Regions from separate parts of the Homo sapiens genome. Here region 1 is linked to region 2. The links are chromatin contacts, found by Hi-C or POLR2A ChIA-PET in ENCODE. All regions are on one chromosome and are shown on one strand. Each heading gives the region's core, a stretch centred on a gene start or an enhancer-like site at or near the end of the contact. The rest is flanking DNA. Distances are from core to core; before and after follow the strand shown.

Region 1 (3,053 bases), core at 166-2,665, 120 kb after region 2:
ATTGAAGTCCAAGATTGGCCAGGCATGGTATCTCATCCCTGTAACCCCAGCACTTAGGAGGCCAAGGTGGGCAGATCACTTGAGCTCAGGAGTTTGAGAACAGCCTGGACAACAAGGTGAAACCCCGTCTCTACAAAAAACCACAAAAATTAGCTGGGTGTGGTGGTGTGCACATGTAGTCCCAGCTACTCAGGAGGCTGAGGCAGGAAGATTGTTTGTCAAGGAAGTCGAGGTTGCAGTGAGCCGTGATTGTGCCACTGCACTCCAGCCTGGGTGACAGAGCAAGACCTTGTCTCCAACAACAACAAAAAAAAAAGTTCAAGATCAAGTTGCCAGCAGGGTTGGTTTCTAGTGAGGGCTCTCTTCCTGGCTTGCAGACGGCCACCCTCTTGCTGTGCATGGCCTTTCATCTGTGTGTGAGTGGAGAGAAATTGAGAGAGTGCTAGCTGGTGTCTCTTCCTCCTTCTATGGGGACGCCAGTCCTATTGGATGAGAACCCCCACCCTTATGACCTCATTAACCTTAATTACCTCGCCAAAGGCCCTGTCTTCAAATACAGCCACAATGGGGGTTAGAGCTTCAATGTAGGAACCTGAGGGAGACATAGTTCAGTCCCTAAGCCTGTGTTTGTTTCTGTGTGGTGGGTACTATCAGAGGGTTCCCCTCTGCTGATGATGCTGGGGGTGTTTGCAGTTCTTCTTTATGACTTGCTATTAAAGAGTTGGGGTCGCTGAATCATCAGCCAATGGAATAAGCACTGGAAGAAGTAAGACAAGGAAGATCTCTGCCAGAGGGCAGGCAAGGGTGTGTGCATTGGTACCAACCCTCCTGCTTCAGTCCCTCCACCCAGCTAGTGAGTGTGTGACTCCGAACTTCTTACCTGCCCTCACTAAGCCTCAGTTTCGTCATCCGTAATAACCACCCCTGAGAGGCAGGTGCCATCAGTGCTTTCATTTTAACACCCAGGCGCCAGCTCTAGCAAAGCCAGAATAGAGAAGGGGTTTCATCCCAGGCGATTAGCTCAGTGGTCTTCAGTGAGGGGACATTTGGCATCATCTAAAAACATTCTTGGGGGTGCTGCTGACATCTAGTGGGTAGAGGGTAGGGGTGCTGCTAAGGACAGGCCCCCCACAACAGGGAATTACCCAGCCCAAATTGTCCCCAGTGCCGAGGCTGAGAAACCCTGGTTTGGTTCCTAATCCTCCACGCTAGACTGCTAGCTTTGTTATTCCAAGGTGACTTCACCAAGCCCGGGCCCTGCCCGCCAGAAGTGGGGGACAAGTGGCCAAATGTCTATATCAGAGGCAGGCTCTAAGTCCCCAGGACAGGTCTGAAAAAAGTCTGCAGTGGGCAGAAAGAGGTAGAGATGGTGGCATTCCTCTGGCCAAGAGGGAGAGGTGAAAGGGCTGCTGAGTGATGGCTCTCGCAGCCGCCGCTAGGTGGTGCTGCTGCCTCAGAGACGCCTTATGCTTCCCGGTGACCGCAAGTTGACAAATGTGGGCCGACTCCTGTCTCCCTAAATGGTTTCCCTTGTTACCAGCGCCTGTTTCACTGGATGTGAAATGACTGCGGTTTCTAAAAGCTCTGAGGGGAAGATCCAGCTCAGTGGCACAGGCCCTTGACTCAGACTGAACCAGGTCCCAGGCCCAGTTCTGCCCCACACTGGCTCCCTGCACGTGCCTGGACAGTGAAGGCTCCGAGCTGCTGTTTGTGCATCTGTCAAGAGGAGAGCACAGTGGCTGCAGCATAGAGTGGCTGGGCGTGAGCGTGAGAGCAGGTGTTCAGAGCGAGGCACAGGGTCTGGCAGATAGGACATGGCCATGGTGTCGGTTTTATCCTTTAAGGCAACATCACCCTCAGTGTCCCTGCCCTGGGAAGCCTCTCAAAGTCCAGCTAGGCACGGGGTGACTGGATTGAGATGGGGGTGGGGCGATCAAAACTTACGGCTTTTAGAGTGTTTCTCTGAATTATGTGGCTTTTAAAAATTGTATATATTTAATGTGTACAACTTGATTTAATATATACATATACACAAAAAAATGTGTACATTGTGAAATAATCACGGCAATCAAGTGAATTAACATATCCATCACCTCACTTTTGTGCGTGTGTGTGGGTGGGGGTTGTGTGTGCACCTTGGGTGATGAAAATATGCAGTAGATCTGTTAGCAGATTTCAAGTCTGTAACACAGTAGGATGACCTGTAGTCACTGTGCTGTACATGAGAGCTCCGGAACTTACTCATCGTGCGTCGTACCCTTTGATCAGCGTCTCCCCATTTCCCTCCTCCCCAGTCCCTGGTAACCACCCTTTGACTCTCTGCTTCTATGAATTTGACTGTCTTAGATTCTCCCTGTAATTGAGATCATGCAGTATGCGTGGCTTTTCTTGTCCTGGCACCGAAAAGGGTGCCCTGCTGTGGGAAACCCAGGCAGATGCCCCTGGCTTTATAGCCCCTTCACCACAGTGCTTTTATAAGCCCTGCAAAAAGGGTAGAAATCATTGCACGTTTACAGAACTTGGATTTGTAAGGGGTGAGGAGGATAGAAGACCTTTGCTTTTATTTTTGTTTTCTAATCACAGAAGAAAAAATGTCCTCATTGTTAAATAACGAAAAGCCAAATGTTAGAAAAATGTAAAGTCAAGTTTCTGCAGAATTCAACCCTAACGATCCATTGTGCACCAGCCATTCTGCTGTTTGCTTTTCTTTTTCCCACCTTCCCAGTGTATCCTAGATCTCATTGTCCCGTTCTGTAACCCTGCCTGGTTTGGTTTAGGAGTGGCAGCTTGTTGTGCTATAATCTATTTAACCTGACCACGGGCATTTAGGTGGTTTCCAGCTTTTCACTATTACAAGCTACCATTTCACAAATGCACCTGTTGCCTGTTGGGGTTAGTGACCTAAGTGACAGAGTCCCGAGAGACTGAGATTACGTACAGGCTCCCGGGTTTATTAGAAAAGGATACCACAGAAAGTCAGCCACACAGTGAGGGGGTAGTAGAAAAATCCCAGCCTGATAATAGAGGCACCTCCAACTGTCCTATGGTGGCCC
Region 2 (3,119 bases), core at 303-2,802:
CCATACAACTCATCCATTAAGAGTGTACAATTCAATGGCTTTTTTTCTTTTCTTTCTTTTTTTGGAGACAGTCTCACTCTATCACCCAGGCTGGAGTGCAGCAGCACGACCTCCGCCTCCTGGGTTCAAGCAGTTCTCCCACCTCGCCTCCGAGTAGCTGGACCACCATGTCTGCTAACTTTTCGAATTTGTTTATAGCGATGAGGTCTCCCTGTGTTGCCCAGACTGGTCTCGAACTCCTGGGCTCAAGTCATCATTTCACCTCAGCCTCCCAAAGTGCTGGGATTACAGGTGTGAGCCACTGTGCCCAGCCATTGGCTTTTAGTATACAAACAAAGTTGTCCAAGCTTCACCACAGTCAATTTTAGAACACCTTTCTTTTTTACTTTTTCTTTTTAGAGAGAGAGGGTCTCACTTTGTGGCCCAGGCTAGAGTACAGCGGTGGGATCACAGCTCACTGCAGCCTCCAACTCCTGGGCTCCTGCCTCAGCCTCCTGAGTAGCTGGGACTGCAGGAGTGCGCTACCATGCTCAGCTAATTTTATATTTGTAGAGATGGGGGTCTCATTATGTTGCCCAGGCTGATCTCCAACTCCTGGTCTCAAGTGATCCTCCTGCCTCAGCCTCCCAAAGCATTGAGATTACAGGTGTAAGTCACCATGCCCAGCTCCCTTTGTAACTTTTGAGAAACTGGCAGGCTATTTTCCAAAGCTTCACTCTATCAAAAAATATATATATTTTTTAAACAATAGCATAACATATATAAAGTGCAAAATCATAAATGTACAACTTAATGCATTTTCAGAAACTGAACACTCCCGGAGATCCAGCATCCAGACCAAGAAACAGGATGTTTGCAGCCCCCAGAAGCCCCTGTGGGGGTCAGTCGCTTCCAGCCACTCCCCTGCCAGAGGAACCATTGTCCTGCCTCCTAATAGCACAGTTTTTGTTTCCTTTCTGGATTTTAAATATTCTCCAGTTTAGGCATGGTGCCTCACACCTGTAATCCCAGCATGTTGAGAGGCCAAAGTGGGAAGATTGCTTGAGCCCATGAGTTTGAAACCAGCCTGGGCAACAGAGTGAGACCTCGTCTCTAAAAAAAATTAAAAAATTAGCTGAGCTTGGTGGTGCATGTCTATAGTCCCAGCTACTTGGGAGGCTGAGACAGGAGGCTCATTTGAGCCCAGGAGTTCGAGGCTATAGTGAGCTGTGATTATGTCACTACACTCCAGCCTGGGTGACAAAGTGAGATGCTGTCTGTAAAAATAAATAATATAATAAATATATAAATATAATAAATAAATAAATAAAATATAATAAATGAGTATTCTCCTTTCCTGGTGAGGGGTGGAGGCTGGCAGGAGGGCCAGGCTGAGGATGTCAGAAGAGAAACCTTACTCCCAGATCCTAGAAGGAGAGAGGCACCCCAGCGAGGCGTGGGGACTGGGGCCTTTGAGGCTTCCTCCTCACAGCCCCTTGCACCTTCCCACCTGCTGGGAGTTTTAGGGGGTTTCCAGAGGCTGCAGAACCAGGACAATATTTTCTAGAGTCCTTGAGTTTGGTGTGACCACAGGCAGCCTGAAACCGAAAGCCAGGCCTTGGGACTGGGCGGCTGCTTCCCTTGGCTGGGATTTAAGCACAGGCCAGACACACATGAGGCCTTCAGAGCCATCCTGCCAGCCGTGTGACCCAACAGGCAGGGTCATGCATGTCTTTATCTGACATCAGAACCCACCTGGAGAGCCGCTGTGTCTTAGGTGTGTCCTGAGACCAAAGCTGGAAGTTCAGAGCACATTGCCCAGAAGAAGTGAGACATTTTCGAATTTTTTTTTTTAATTTGGACACAGGGTCTTGCTGTGTCACCCAGGCTGGAGTGCAGTGGTGCAATCTTGGCTCACTGCAGCCTTGACCTCCTGGGCTCAAGCGATCCTTCCACTTCTCAGTCCCGCGAGTAGCTGGGACTACGGTGTACACCACCACATCCGGCTAATTTTTGTATTTTTTGTAGAGATGGGATTTTGCCAAGTTTCCCAGGGTGGTCTCAAACTCCTGGGCTCAAGTGATCCACGCACCTCAGCCTCCTAAAGTGCTGGGATTATAGGCATCAGCCATCGCACCCAGCCTTGGAATGTTTTAAGGGACAGTCATGATAAGACTGTTGCTGATGCCACGAGAAGCGCCCAGGAAGCAGGGTGTGCTGGCTAGCTTCTGTTGCCTCCAGAGGGATTCCCCTCCCTTCTCTTCCCTTCCCCACCTGCCGTCTGCACAGATGCTGACCATAAGAGCCCCAATCAGCAGGCAGCTGTGGTGCCCACCACCCACAGGCTCCCATTGGCCAATGCGGGGCCCAGACAGGAGATTGGAAGGTGGAGGAGAATGAGCACACTGTTTTTATACCTCTGGCTCTGCCCATCAAAGATAAACAGAGCCCACCACTAGCTAATGCACTGAAGAAGATTTCATTCAGTAAAACCATTGCAACAGGGAAGAGGGACCAGCATGAACCAAACCCAATTTCCCCAAAATAAAATGCTGGAGACTTGTTATTTTTTTTGAAACAGGGTCTCTCTGTCACCCATGCTGAAGTGTAGTGGCATGATCATAGCCCACTGCAGCCTCCACCTCTCAGGCTCAAGTGATCCGCAGCCACCAGAGTAGCTGGGACTACAGACGCAGACCACCATGTCTGCTAATTTTTAGAACTTTTTTTGTAGAGACAAGGTCTCTCTGTGTTGCCCAGGCTGGTATGGAACTCCTGGACTCAAGCCATCCTCTCACCTCGGCCTCCCAAAGTGCTGGGGCTGCAGGTGTGAGCCACCACCCCTGGGCGTCCCTGCTTCCATCTTCACCTGGCCTTCTCCTCTCTCTCCTGTGTCTCAAATCTCCCTCTACTTTCTTTATAGGGACACAAGTCTTTGGATTTTGACCTGTGTCAAACCTATATCAAGGATGATCTCATCTTGAGATTCTTAATGAAATCTGCAAAGATCCTATTTCGAATTAAGTTTGCTCATGTATGGAGAGTTAGGACTTGAACATTTTTTTTTTTTAAGGTAGAAATGAGGGCTCTTTATGTTGCCCAGGTGGGTCTTGAACTCCTGGGCTCAAGCCATCCTCCCA

The links. A loop is a pair of places that touch in the nucleus more often than their neighbours do. ChIA-PET counts read pairs that join two places held with the same protein, here RNA polymerase II (POLR2A). Pooled maps may share reads with other maps.
Region 1: a pooled map shows a loop between it and region 2 (3-fold over the local background). The contact joins two enhancer-like sites. A Hi-C loop is called at or near these places in 1 of 50 pooled maps. POLR2A ChIA-PET finds 5 or more read pairs at or near these places in 2 of 52 experiments (AG04449 and activated T-cell).

Annotation. Positions count from the first base shown.
Region 1 is chr16:10,962,761-10,965,813 of GRCh38, forward strand. The region is part of intron 3 of CLEC16A (C-type lectin domain containing 16A); the gene reads left to right. Among named protein-coding and RNA genes, the nearest start is that of CLEC16A, 20 kb to the left of the region's middle. RefSeq lists an enhancer at 2,757-2,836. Within about 2 kb of position 1,416, at least 8 of the 41 ENCODE cell types and tissues checked have a DNase peak (open chromatin) inside an H3K27ac peak, as active enhancers do.
Region 2 is chr16:10,841,604-10,844,722 of GRCh38, forward strand. No RefSeq gene overlaps it. Among named protein-coding and RNA genes, the nearest start is that of TVP23A, 24 kb to the left of the region's middle. RefSeq lists an enhancer at 1,429-1,658. Within about 2 kb of position 1,553, at least 7 of the 41 ENCODE cell types and tissues checked have a DNase peak (open chromatin) inside an H3K27ac peak, as active enhancers do.